Regions from separate parts of the Homo sapiens genome. Here region 2 is linked to region 1. The links are chromatin contacts, found by Hi-C or POLR2A ChIA-PET in ENCODE. All regions are on one chromosome and are shown on one strand. Each heading gives the region's core, a stretch centred on a gene start or an enhancer-like site at or near the end of the contact. The rest is flanking DNA. Distances are from core to core; before and after follow the strand shown. Region 1 overlaps SIPA1L1 (signal induced proliferation associated 1 like 1). Region 2 overlaps SIPA1L1 (signal induced proliferation associated 1 like 1).

What was found. Hi-C counts contacts between places; a loop is a spot of excess contacts on that map. ChIA-PET counts read pairs that join two places held with the same protein, here RNA polymerase II (POLR2A). Pooled maps may share reads with other maps.
Region 2: a loop to region 1 is called in a map of posterior vena cava, with 7 times the contacts of the local background. The contact joins two enhancer-like sites. A Hi-C loop is called at or near these places in 5 of 168 maps with a recorded cell type or tissue (Right ventricle myocardium inferior, aorta, endothelial cell of umbilical vein and 2 more) and 6 of 50 pooled maps. POLR2A ChIA-PET finds 5 or more read pairs at or near these places in 2 of 52 experiments (PC-3 and endothelial cell of umbilical vein).

What each region holds. Positions count from the first base shown.
Region 1 is chr14:71,536,527-71,543,319 of GRCh38, reverse strand. All of the region lies in intron 4 of SIPA1L1 (signal induced proliferation associated 1 like 1), which reads right to left. Among named protein-coding and RNA genes, the nearest start is that of SNORD56B, 140 kb to the right of the region's middle. Within about 2 kb of position 3,364, at least 4 of the 41 ENCODE cell types and tissues checked have a DNase peak (open chromatin) inside an H3K27ac peak, as active enhancers do.
Region 2 is chr14:71,641,802-71,648,401 of GRCh38, reverse strand. The region is part of intron 7 of SIPA1L1 (signal induced proliferation associated 1 like 1); the gene reads right to left. Among named protein-coding and RNA genes, the nearest start is that of SNORD56B, 250 kb to the right of the region's middle. Within about 2 kb of position 1,306, at least 4 of the 41 ENCODE cell types and tissues checked have a DNase peak (open chromatin) inside an H3K27ac peak, as active enhancers do.

The DNA.
Region 1 (6,793 bases), core at 2,115-4,614:
AATAATCAGAAACCCAAATCTTAAAGGACAACTAAGACCTTTGCATTTTGTTGGATATATAATACCCAAATTTAAAAAGAACTTTTAAGAATTAAGAATAAAGATAAAAAAGAGTGATGGGGTAATTCTCCCACTCCTTCACTTTTTGTGACATACTGGAAGCAAGAAGAGAGAGAATGGAAAAGATCTGAGAGTGGATGGGGCAGTGGGTGCTGGAGAGGACAGGAAAGAGCCAGAGAAGATTTACAGACACAGAAAAAGCATGAAGAGATGAGGAAGGAGGAGTAAGTGCAATGACACAATTAGAGAATTCACATCCCAGAGAAGAGAGGGACTGGTAAAGACAGAACAAAGACGTTAGCTACAGAAAAGAGTAGGACTTCATAAAAGTTGAGAAACATACAAAGTTAAGAATAGAACACAGAAGAAATGAAGGGGCAGGGCACAGAGGATCATGCCTGTAATCCCAGCACTTTGGGCCAAGGCAGGAAGGAGGATTGCTTGATCCTAGGAATTCCACACCAGCCTGGGCAACATAGCAAGACTGTATCTCGTAAAAAAAAAAAAAAAGAGAGAGAGAGAAGAAGGAGGAGGAGGAGGAGGAGGAGGAGGAGGGAGGAGGAGAAGGGAGAAGGAAGGAGGAGGAGGAGGAGGGAGGAGGAGGAGGGGAAGAAAGAAGTGGAAGAAGAAGGGGAGGAGGAGGGGGAGGGGGAGGAAGAGGAGGAGGAGGAAGAAGAAGGAGGAGGAAGAGAAGGAGGAAGAGGAGGAGGAGGAAGAGAGGAGGAGGAAGAGGAGGAGGAGGAAGAGGAAGGACGACGAGGAGAAGAAGCAGAAGAAGCAGAAGCAGAAGCAGCAGCAGCAGCAGGAAGAAGAAGCAGAAGCAGCAGCAGCAGCAGGAAGAAGAAGCAGAAGCAGCAGCAGCAGCAGGAAGAAGCAGCAGCAGCAGCAGCAGGAAGAAGAAGAAAGAGGAAAGAAGGAGGAGGAGGAAGAGGAAGAGGAGGAAGAGGAGGAGGAGGAAGAGGAGAAGAGGAAGAGGAGAGGAAGAGGAAGAAGAAGAAGAAGAGGAGGAGGAGGAGGAGCCAGGCATGGTGGTGCACACCTAACTACTTGGGAGGCTGAGTGGGGAGGACGGCTTGAGCTGGAGCCCAGGAGTTCAAGCCTGCCAGTGAACTACGACTGTGCACTGTACTCCAGGCTGGGTGATAGAGTAAGACCCTATTTCTAAAAAAATAAAAATATAGAAATAAGGAGTTGGGGGACTGGGAAGTAAGTTCATTCTCTAGCAGGTTGGATCCATGGTCGTGCCATTGATTTCCTCCTGTCCCTTAACCCCAAAGTCAGTAAGTTATTACTGATCCTTACGTGTTTTAGAATTCCTTTGTGCCATCCAATGGGAAATATATGGAATGGGGAGCCTTGAGCTATTACTGTGCAATGGCTACAATACTTATCTAAAAATAATGACACAATAACTGGCACTAGAATCTCTGTTTTGAATGATGTATGCATTGTGTCAACATACCTTAATGTTTCTGTTGCTGTTGTCAGAGACAGAGTTTCACTCTGTCACCCAGGCTGGAATGCAGTAGCATAATTATAGCTCACTGCAGCCTTGACCTTCTAGACTCAAGTAATCCTCCTGCTTCAGCCTCCCAAGCAGCTAGGACTACAGGTGTGTGCCAACATGCCCGGCTAATTTTTATTTTTTAATTCTTATTTATGTAGCGATAGGGTCTCACTATGTTACCCAGGGTGGTCTCAAACTCCTGGGCTCAAGCAATCCTCTCACCTTGGCCTCCCAAAGTGCTGGGGGATTATAGGCATGAGCTGCCGCTTCTGGCTGAGATTAACTTTTATAGAAAGAAACATGCACTGGCCCATCTGTTTCCTGCTCTTTGAATGACTTGTTTTGCTACTTTTAACAAGTAACTATGCATTTGGGTCTTTATTTACTTATCCTTAAAGAGGAATTGTTATAGATATAATAAACATTAGAATCCTTACATTAGTCAATTATTCTAAAAATGAAACATGCCCTCTTGGTTAATGTACTCATCCATAGGCAGAACTTAACATTTAATAAATGATCCAATAAAGGAACTAACTTAACCTCACATGGAGCAGCAAATTATTCTCACCAGAAGGAGAGAGAAAAAATTATCTTCCATATAGCATAAATAAGTTCTTCTTCTTTTTTTTTTTAAAGATGGAGTTTCGCTCTGTCACCCAGGCTGGAGAATCTTGGCTCACTGCAACCTCCACCTCCCGAGTTCAAGCAATTCTCCTGCTTCAGCCTCCTGAGTAGCTGAGACTACAGGTGTGTGCCACCACGTCTGGCTAATTTTTTTTCTTTTTAGTAGAGTTGGGGTTTCACCATGTTGGCCAGGCTGGTCTCAAACTCCTGACCTCAGGCAATCCGCCTACTTGGACCTCCCAAAGTGCTGGGATTACAGGCCTGAGCCACCCTGCCCAGCCAGCATGAATAAGTTCTGATTAATGCGTTACAGCTTGGCTTTCTTTTCACTGTATATTTGAGTACTTTTTTAAAACACTACATGATTTTGCCCTAATTTCAAACAATGTCATGTCTAAATAACCATCTCTCTTGGAGGAGGAAAATTCTGTTCTAACAAGAGTCAGAATGTTTTCAGCAGTGAAACTGCTTCCCTTGTCACTGTATTCTTTTTCTCATTCAGCAAAGACATCACTTCCAAGACAAATGACACAACCTTTTTTTTGTTTGTCCTAGCTATAACACAGCACTTTTTATTTAGTTTTAAAATTTTTTAAATTTTATTTTTCGTAGAGATGCGGTCTTGCTATATTGCCCAGGCTGCTCTTGAGCTCCTGGCTTCAAACAATTCTCCCACCTCAGCCTCCCAAGGTGCTGGGATTACAGACATGAGCCACCACCAGGCTTAGCTGTACTTTAAAAAATCCAAAATTCCTAAAAACAAATTCTGTGAATCAGTTCTATCAGCCTTTGATGGTATTTTGATTTCAGTATGCACTGGAAATGAAGGAATGGACATGAATTCAGAAATGTCCCTCTAATCATGCAGTCTCACAACAGAGGCAGGATCAGCCCCGCTCTTCCCCTCAGAGGAACTAGCTGCTGACAGCAAGTGATTAGTGTTCTGAAACAATTCCAAGGGGCTTGTCAATGTAAACTATCGGCTGCTATAAGAAATGTCAAATCTCCATGATAAGGTATTTTTAGAGCTCCCCACCAGAGTCAACACAGGTTTACTATAAAATGCGAGAGAGCATTTCTGATGAGGAGTTGCTGCCAGTGCCGAAGCATTTCTCAGCCTGCTTCCAAATGTGGATGGCATCGTCCCACTGGATGAGGCGCCTGCTCAGATAATGTCTTGCACAGAGGCAGGCAGCTTCTCTTCACCCTTAGGGTGTTGCTGACAATATAGACAATAGTTCTGCTTTCTAGCTACAGTAATAGATTTAATTACTTGGCTATTTTGGGAGATCGAGGAAGGAAATGCCCCCCTCCCCAACTCTTCCTGCACATTATATTTCCTGTAGTCCAGGTCACACATCTCTCCATGGGAAGAGCTCTTCAAATCAACATATACAAATTGAAAAGCCTGAGGGCAATGAGTTAAATCACAAAACAAAAAGCATTATTCTATATAAAAGCTCGACAAAGGCTACAAAATCCATCTGTCAGAGAAACAGTCCTCTCTGAATAAGAAGTTAGATTCAGACTCTCTGGTCAGTTATTTCTCATGTGGCCAAGAACTTCATGGTCACTGCCAAAAGAAATTTACTGCCATACATAAAGGGCAGTGATTCTTCAACTTCTAAATATTATGAAATACCAGCAACTCATTTTAATGCAATATATGTCATATTTGTTCAATGTGCAAATAGTTTTCCATTGGAAAAGTTCCAAGCTGGCCTAATCGAGAAGTAGCTATTCTCTGGAAACAGTATTGTCAAAAGCAGCCATTTCACCAATGGAGATCATGTAGTGAATAGAGAATATTTACACTAGGCCACACAAGCAAAGAGTAATATAGTAAAGACAATATTCTCCTCCATTTCTGACACTTCTACAGCTTATGAGAGAGTGTTTTTATATTCATTATCTCATTTTGGAAAACGGGCCAAGGAGCAGGAAGGACTGTAGAGAGCATCCTTGAATGGAGTGTGCACTGACTGTCCTCCAAACAGACCACATGGCTTTATAAAGGTCACAGGAAAAACAATGCGGCTCTCTGCTCTTGGAGGAAAAAACGAAGGAAATCAAAATGAGTGCATCTTCCCTTGTGCTGAAAAACAGTTGAGAAATACTAAGAAGCTACTTTGTAGACCACTGTGTTCTCCCAGATTTGAAAGCAACCCTGTATGACTGCAGTTAATGATGTGCACATTTAATAAACACCATCAAAACAAACAAACAAAAAACAGTCTGAAGAACAGACTGTAACTACTTAAGAAATCAGATTTTCTTTGTTTCTTTCTCTCCTTTTTCCTTTCTTCAGTCATTTATCAAGCACTGCAACAGAAATGGGACTACTTTGCCGTCTTGTATCCAGCAAACACCAGAAAACAGACACAAACTCCAAAAAGCACCATGACCCTGCATTTATCAAGCACTGCAACAGAAATGGGACTACTTTGCCGTCTTGTATCCAGCAAACACCAGAAAACAGACACAAACTCCAAAAAGCACCATGACCCTGCCGCTATTACAACCTTAGGAAGACAGTGAACTTGACAATGAAGCTTAGAGACCTGACTTGGCAATAAGGACAGAGAGATCTGAAACAGCAAACTAAAGAAGGCAGAAGAGACACACTCAGGAGTCCAGATCCCAATCTGCCAGACTACACACATTTAACCGCCTTCCTTGCAAAGGATGATGTCCCTGTGTACCAGGTGGAAGGATTATTCCTAAAGCAATTATTCCAAGCTGTGGCTCCATACCACCTCTAGAGGACTCCAAGAATCTCAAAGAATTTGGTAAAATTTCAGAACAAAATTTTATTTCGGCTAATTTATGGAAGACTGAAGAAAAAAAAAAGTAAGAATAGTTAGAAATCACCTCGCTGGGACCAATTCTTACCTTAAAACCTGAAGGGAAAATAACTTCTCACTCCTTTTGAGAAAAAGGGAGATCTTAGTGTATAACAGTAGGGAAGAAGATTCAATTATTAAAAATAAAAACTGTTCAAATTATTTCATAGCCTCTTCACAGAACTGATGAAGGAGGAATTCATCTGGTAAGAAATTAGAAAGGAGAGAGTGAATCTTTTTTTTCCCCCTGCAGTTAACAAATCAGCAAGTCAGTCAAACTCTTAACTGACTATGCATTATAAAAACAAACACTGACAAGCTAGCTATTGCTCAAATGCCATCCTCAGACCCTGATGAGAAAATGGCAGTTACCTGGTCCAATTCAGGGTCACACAGAAACAGCTAAAGGAACAGTGGCAGATTTTACTTTTTAAGACTACAAATTCCTCACCTGAACTCTTTTTCTCTCTCATTTTCTTCCCAAATCTGGCCCACAACTTCATTCTTTACCTGAACTTGATTTTTACTACCATCCTCCACTTAGAAGAAAGTAAAACTTCTCTGTCAAGGGAGAAAAAAAAAAAGAGAGAGAGAGAAAAGGAAATGAAGATGCAGGGGAAAAAAGATAGCCCACTCGCCCACACTGAAGGAATGAGAAGGAGGAATGGGAGGCCAACTGAAAATACTTTATCTAAATCCTCTGAAAAGAGATTACACTGGAATTGCTTATCTAAAATAAAAACCTATCAGTCTGTCTTCGTGTAGAAGTAGTAAACTTAGCCAGGATTGGTGGCTCATGCCTGTGATCCCAGCACTTTGGGAGGCTGAGGCGGTTGGATCACCTGAGGTCAGGAGTCCGAGACCAGCCTGGCCAATATGGTGAAACCCTGTCCCTACTAAAAAAAATACCAAAAATTAGCCGGGCCTGGTGGCACACGCCTGTAATCCCAGCTACTTGAGAGGTGGAGGTGGGAGAACCATTTGAACCCAAGAAGTGGAGGTTGCAGTGAGCCAAGATCGCGCCACTGCACTCCGGGCAACAGAGCTAGACTCTGTCTCAAAAAAATAAGTAAATAAATAAAAGAAATAGTAAACTTAATAGAATCAGCAGCCCAAGGATAAAGAGATCATGTTGTAACTTGGTAAGAATCCAAGAAGTAAATAAACAGGGATGTCACTACCATTAGGGCTGTGAATAGGTAACTGAAATAAATCTAATGAGAGCTGTGCAAGAAAACCAACCCATGCACAACCCTAACATTGTGCATAAGAAGACAAGAGTTCAGAACTATTGCATATGACCATACAAAATCTAAATATTCCATAAAAGAAAAACAGGCAAGAAAGAAACAACTGCTACTTATTAATATTTTTTAACAAGTTAAAATTTGCGTATCGCTTCCTTCAGGTATTTAAATGCTAAAATCTCAATGTGATGCTTAAAATTAAAAACACATTATAACGCCAGAGAATCAACATTTGAGCATTTTCCAACAATACAACATTATAATTTAAAACTTGGCAATATTCGCCTAATTTAAATCAGTCTCTCAATGGAAGGGACTGCAACTGCAGAAGTGAAATCCAGCAAGCTACTGTTGTATAACCAAAAGATCTTCCAAGACAGTGCTATGTTCTTGCTGCTGACATTAACAGCTGCTGAAACACATTCTTTTTAAAATCATTTTCTTCCAGGGGTGGAGTTTCCAAAAGAATTCCAGGCTAAAATCTAAATAGACACTGTTCCAAAACTGAA
Region 2 (6,600 bases), core at 57-2,556, 110 kb before region 1:
CTTGCTTTGTCTCCCTCCCCTGCACCCTGCTTAGCTGACAAGAAAGCTCAACAGCCTTTGCATTGTGCATAGACAGGAGGGTTCCTGGATATATATATATATTTTTGAGATGGAGTTTCGCTTCGCTCTTGTTGACCAGGCGGGATTGCAATGGCGCAATCTTGGCTCACTGCAACCTCCGCCTCTGGAGTTGAAGCGATTCTCCCTCCTCAGCCTCCCAAGTAGCTGGTATTACAGGCATGCGCCACCAGGCCTGGCTAATTTTTGTATTTTTAGTAGAGATGGGGTTTCACCATGTTGGTCAGGCTGGTCTTGAACTCCTGACCTCAGGTGATCCACCTGCCTCGGCCTCCCAAAGTGCTGGGATTACAGGCATGAGCCACTGTGCCTGTCCTGGAATATTTTTAAAACAGCATACAATCTGACCTACTGCTACCTTGATTATGAACAGGCACACATTCGGGACTTAGTTCATTTTTGTATAGCACACATAAGAAAAAAAAATCAGGGTAAAACTTGCTGCACACTACTGACATTTAACCCCTTTCTTAGCGGGCCTGCTTCTAATGGCTGAATGTGGCTAATGCTTAGAAGGGAACGCTCCCACAGGTAAAGGTTTCATCTTGGCTTTAGAATTGAGCTAAGTACCCTATTAGGTCTCAACAAATAAAAAGGGAGAGATAGTCTCGATGTCTATTACAAAAGAAGTCCTTAATACAGCCAGATTCCAGGGCTGAACATTACCTGACTCTCTCCCTCCAGGGAGAACAAAAAGATCAAGCAATCTGTAGACAGGAAGGGGCTTTAAGTTACATGCTGTCTGGCTATGCCTTCCAGAACAGCCTTCGCTTGCAACAGGGTAAAACAAAACTCACCCTGACTAATGGAAAGCATTACAGCGACACTGAATTTGTGGGTGCCTATTTAAAACTTCATAGATAGAGGCCTAAGATTTCACTGTGCAACACTCAAAAGGATTAATTTATTTAGATTCATTTATTAAAAAAAAAAAAGTTTCCTGCAGAAAGAAGATAAGAAAACATCCCCCAAAGTAGTGGACAAGCAGAATTCAAGGACAGGACAATGTGCCTCTTTTGACTGAATTCTATACCCTAGTGAGCTCCACCTGCTGACAGAACAAACCGGTTTTGCCAGTTGTGAAAGGAATGATCCTTTAAGAGGATTAGGAAATTCCTTACAATGTCAAGTTTCCTCTGGTTTGAAACTGTGTCAAATATCACTTGCTGTATCCTCAAAGGTGACAATGTGACTGTATCTTGATTTCTACTCCAATTAGATCAAAGGTAGGTAGCATTCTCCGAACTCAGGCTCCTAGAATCCTTAGCAGCCATGCTCCCAGATAGAATGAGATGTTGACAAGCAGAAGTTAAGTAAATGTAATCAGGAACATTCTAAGAGAAGGAGCTAATGTACATGGAGTTGTAAAGCCATGATGTGGGGATTTTGGATTGCTTTGAGGTTATATAAAACAGTATTTATTGTCTCAGAAACACACAAACATACCTACGTGGGCTTATGGATCTACATATACAATACTTTAAGGTAATGATCAAAATAGAGTTATGATGACACCAGAAGCCCTCCTATCCACAGTTTAGCATTTTGCTTTGGATAACCTCTGGGTCATTTAGCAATGGTACCATAATTCATGCCTGCAGATCAGCTGTTCATATGAAGCACTGAGGGAAGTGCTGGGCACTCAATAAATGTTTGTACATACAAAAGTGATGGTGGTCAGTCCAATGGGACAAGGGCTATATTTGAGATGAAGGTCTTAAATCTCAACAAAGTAAAGGGGTCTTTCAACACTTACTAAAAGTGTTGTGAGCTTCCACAGCTGGGAAACAACAGTACATAAATTTGCTCTTCCTCTCATACAATAGGCACTTTAACACAGAGTTAAGAAACAGACACTGCAGGCTCACGCCTGTAATCCCAGCACTTTGGGAGGCCGAGGCGGGTGGCTCATGAGGTCAGGAGATTGAGAGCATCCTGACTAACACGGTGAAACCCCGTCTCTACTAAAAATACAAAAAATTAGCCGGGCGTGGTGGCGGGCACCTGTAGTCCCAGCTACTCGGGAGGCTGAGGCAGGAGAATGGCGTGAACCCGGGAGGCTGAGCTTGCAGTGAGCCGAGATAGCGCCACTGCACTCCAGCCTGGGAGACGGAGCAAGACTCCGTCTCAAAAAAAAAAAAAAAAGTAGAAAGAAAGAAACAGACAGTGCAATCTGACTTAAACAGCCATAACTTCCTGGAAAGATGGACGATAAAGTCACAGCCCTGTACCAGAAGAAAGAGATGTGAATAACCAAGTTCTCAGTCTTCTTCAGAAGTTTTGCATTTTACCTCATCTTCCCTGGTATCATGGCCAGAAAGCGGCCACTGGGGTAGAACAAACGATGAGAACAACTCAATTCTTACATTCTTATGAAACCTCTACTATTGCCTAATTAAATTTAGAAATTTAAAATAGTCACTATGAGGTATTTCATTGTGCAACAGTTCTTGAAGTGTGGACTGTGAACTCTTGAGCATCTCTGAGAACCTTCTTGTGGGGAGTGATGGATCATGACATCAAAACTATCTTCAAAACACTATTAAGAGTCAATCTGGTATTTTCCACGGACATATGCACTCATGGTGAGTCAAACTGCTGGCACTTTTGCATGAATCAAGCAGTGGCTCCAAACTATACCAGCACTCCTTGCATTCTTTTTCTCCGCTATACACTCACCCCTTCCCCAAATAAAAACCCAGTTAAGAATGTCCTTGATGAAGCAGTAAAATATTAACTTGTATTAAATCTAGACACTTGAGTATATGCTTTTTAATATTCCATGTGATGAAATGCAGCGTATATATAAAGCATCTGTTGCCTACTAAAGTGCTTTATGATAGCTTTCTCAAGGAAAAGCACTTGTTCAACTGAGTTGCAAGATGAACTTTGTGTCTTTTTCATAGAAGACTGGCAGGCAGAGTAATTTCTCCTCAAACCCACCTACTTCCTAATCCCTAGATCCTGTGAATACGTAATGTTAATGGTAAAGGGGAGCATAGATTATAGAAGGACTTAAGATTGCCAATTAACAGATGGGGAGAGTAGCCAGGATTATCCAGATGGGCCCAATAACTGAAAGGTCCTTAAAAGTGGAAGAGGAAGACAAGATGATCATCAGAAAAAGACAACGGAGACAAAAGAGAAAAGACAATGGAGGCAGGGTCAAAGGGAGGCAACACTGCTGGCTTTGGAGATGGAGGAAGGGCCATGAGCCAAGGTGCACGGGCAGCCACCAGAAGTTGAAAAGGCCAAACACAGATTCACCCTTAGAGCCCCCGGAAAGGACACAGTTTGATTTTAGCCCAGTGACACCAATATTTAATTTTTAACTTACAGAACTGTAAAATAACAAATCTATGTTGTTTTAAGGCACTGAGTAGGAGTAATTTGTTACAGCAGCAATAAAAACCTAACTAAAATCACTATTTTCATATGAAAGAACAAACAAGAGACAAACTATAGTCATTCAGGCTTGTGTATTTGGGAGATATTGTCTTGAAAATATAAAGGGGAGCCTGTTACTTCAGGAAAAACAACTCACAGTATTTCCTGACATAATAGAATTTAAGCTCTAAAGCAAAATTTAAATTTTTGGAAACTTACACCTATCACCATGAGCCTAAGGGTTTCCCAACACTTAACTCTTTTTCTAATAAGATCAATGGAATATTTTCATTATTGTAAACTAAACAAACACTTATAAAATCTCCATAAGAGAACCAATTTTTCCAAATGACTGCTGTATGAAATTACAAAATCATGCATGAATAAAAGATTCATTCAAGGCCAGGCATGGTGGTTCATGCCTGTAATCCTAGCACTTTGGGAGGCCAAGGTGGGAGGATCACTTGAGGCCAGGAGTTCAAGACCAGCCAGAGCAACACAGTGAGACCCTGTCTCTGTAAAATTAAAAAATCAGGTGGGTATGGTGGCATGGGCTTGCAGTCCCAGGATTTGGAAGCTAAGGTGGGAGGATGGCTTAAGCCCAAGAGGGCAAGGCTATAGTGAGCCATGATTACATGATTGTGCCACTGCACTCCAGCCTGGGCAATAGAGTGCAACCCTGTCTCAAAAAAAATTAAAGAAAAAGGAAAAGAAAGATTCATTCAAAGTGCATGAAAGTCAATGAATTTTTCATTTAACAGAATGATTTCAGATTAACTCATGATTTCAGATTCCACATAGCTATCAACCTTTAAGAAACTACCATTTGTTGGCCAGGCATGGTGGCTCACGCCTGTCATCCCAGCACTTTGGGAGGCCGAGGTGTGCAAATCACAAGGTCAGGAGTTTGAGACCAGCCTGACTAACATGGTGAAATCCCGTCTCTACTAAAAATACAAAATTTAGCTGGGCGTGGTGGTGGGCGCCTGTAATCCCAGCTACTTAGGAGGCTGAGGCATGAGAATTGCTTGAACCTGGGAGGCAGAGGTTGCAGTGAGCCAAGATCGTGCCACTGCACTCCAGCCTGGGCGACAGAGTGAGACTCCATTTCAAAAGAAAAAAACACACACACAAAAACTACCACTTGTTGAGTTTTGGTGTTATATCAAAGGAAAATATCCACAATTATCTGAAAAGGCCGTATGAAAGTCCTTCTTTCTCCAAGTACATAAACTCTGTGAGGACAGATTTTCTTCATTTACTCCAACCAAAACAACATATTGCAGCAGACTGACAGCAGATGCACATATGTGAGTCCAAGTGCCTTCTATTAAGCCAGACATTAAAGAGATCTGCAAAAACGATACTTTCTTTGCACTAGTTTTTCATTTTAGAAAACTTTTTTCACAAACATGTTACTTATATTAACATGTAAAATGTAATCATTTTATTTAAAAATAACATTTTAAAATTTGTTTTGATTGTAATGTGGTAAACACACAAAAAAGTCTTATGAACAAAAGCTCTTTGGGATCTTTAACTTTTAAAAGGGTGAAGGGACTCTGAGACGTAAACATCTGAGAACTGTATTGCTATGCTTTCTTCTGGATTTCTCTAACGACTAAAAAAGTCATCTAACTTTTCCTATGTTCATTGTTTATTTTGATAACCTTTCTTCTGAAAATCAAGATTTTTCCCTTTGGCTGCTGTTAGGAGTTTCTCTGTATCACGGGTTTGAAACAATTTGATTATGATATCTGTTGGTGTCATTTTCTGCATGCTTCTTATTCTTAGGGCTCATTGAGTTTCTTGGGTCTGCTTGCATCATATGTGGAAAATCTGGAACTATTTCCTCAACTACTTTTTCAGGTAGTTCCTAACTCCTCTGGGGTCTCCAATTATATGAATATTAGGTCAGGTGAAGTTGTCTCACAGTATATTGATGTTGGGTTTTTTGTTTTTTTTTTTTTGGCAATTGTTTCTATTGCTATGTCATCAAGTTCACTAATCCTTTCTTCGACAATGTCTAATCTGCTGTTAATTCTGTCCAGTGTACTTTTCAACTCAGATATTGTAGCTTTCATATCCATAAATACAAAGCTTTTCTTTTTCCAGATTTCTACTTAATGTTCAATCTTTCCTCCTGCTTCTTAAACATTAAAAAGACATCAGAGTCATTTTTGTGGTTTTAATTGTTTAATTATTTTATCCCCTCCCCAACTATAGGTCATATGCTCCTGCTTGTAGTTTTTAATTAAATGATTGACTGTCAGACATTATGAATATTACCTTGTTGGGTGCTGGATATTGTTGTATTCCTATAAAGTATTTTTGACTTTGTTCTGGATTCATAGTTAAATTACTTGGCAAGAGTTTGAGCCTTGTAGTTCTTGCTTTTAAACTCTTGGTTGTACGACAGCAGTGTTTAGTCTAAGGATAATTCTGCCCCACTATTGAGGCAAAAGCATTGTGAGGCTCTACTCAATGCCATGTCAATTATGAAGTTTTCCAGTCTGGTTTGTAGGAGTTGAAACTATTCGCACCAGAGGTAGACTGTTTACGGCTCTCTCCTCCCTGATTCTCTGTGCTCTGCGAATTCTAGCCTCCCTGGACTCACATCTCAATCTCAATCAGGGAGGCTTCTGGCCTTTAACTGGGTACCCCCTGCCTGTACTGTAGCCTGGAAACTCTCTTCAGGCAGAAAGCTGGTGCAATCTTAGGGTTCACCTCATTTGTTTCCCATCTCCCAAGCAATCAATGTCCTTCAATGCCTGATGTCCAACATTATAAAAACCATTGTTTCATTGTTTTGTCTAGTTTTTAAGTTGTTTCAGGTGGAAAGTTAAATGCAGTCCCTCTTACTTAATCTTAGCAAGAAGCAGAAATTTGCCTTCAGTTTTTAAATCAACTTTATTGATGTATGATTTCTGAAGAGTAAATGCAAGGCGTATAATTTAATAACTTCTGACAAACCCCCAACACAATCAAAATACAGAACACTGCCATTACCCCAATAGCTCCTGGTTCCTCTTTGCAGTCCATCCCTGCATCATCTAACAGCTTCAGGCAACCACTGTACTAATTTTGTTTTTTTTACTATAAATTAGTTTTGCCTACATTTTAAAGAAAATTTTT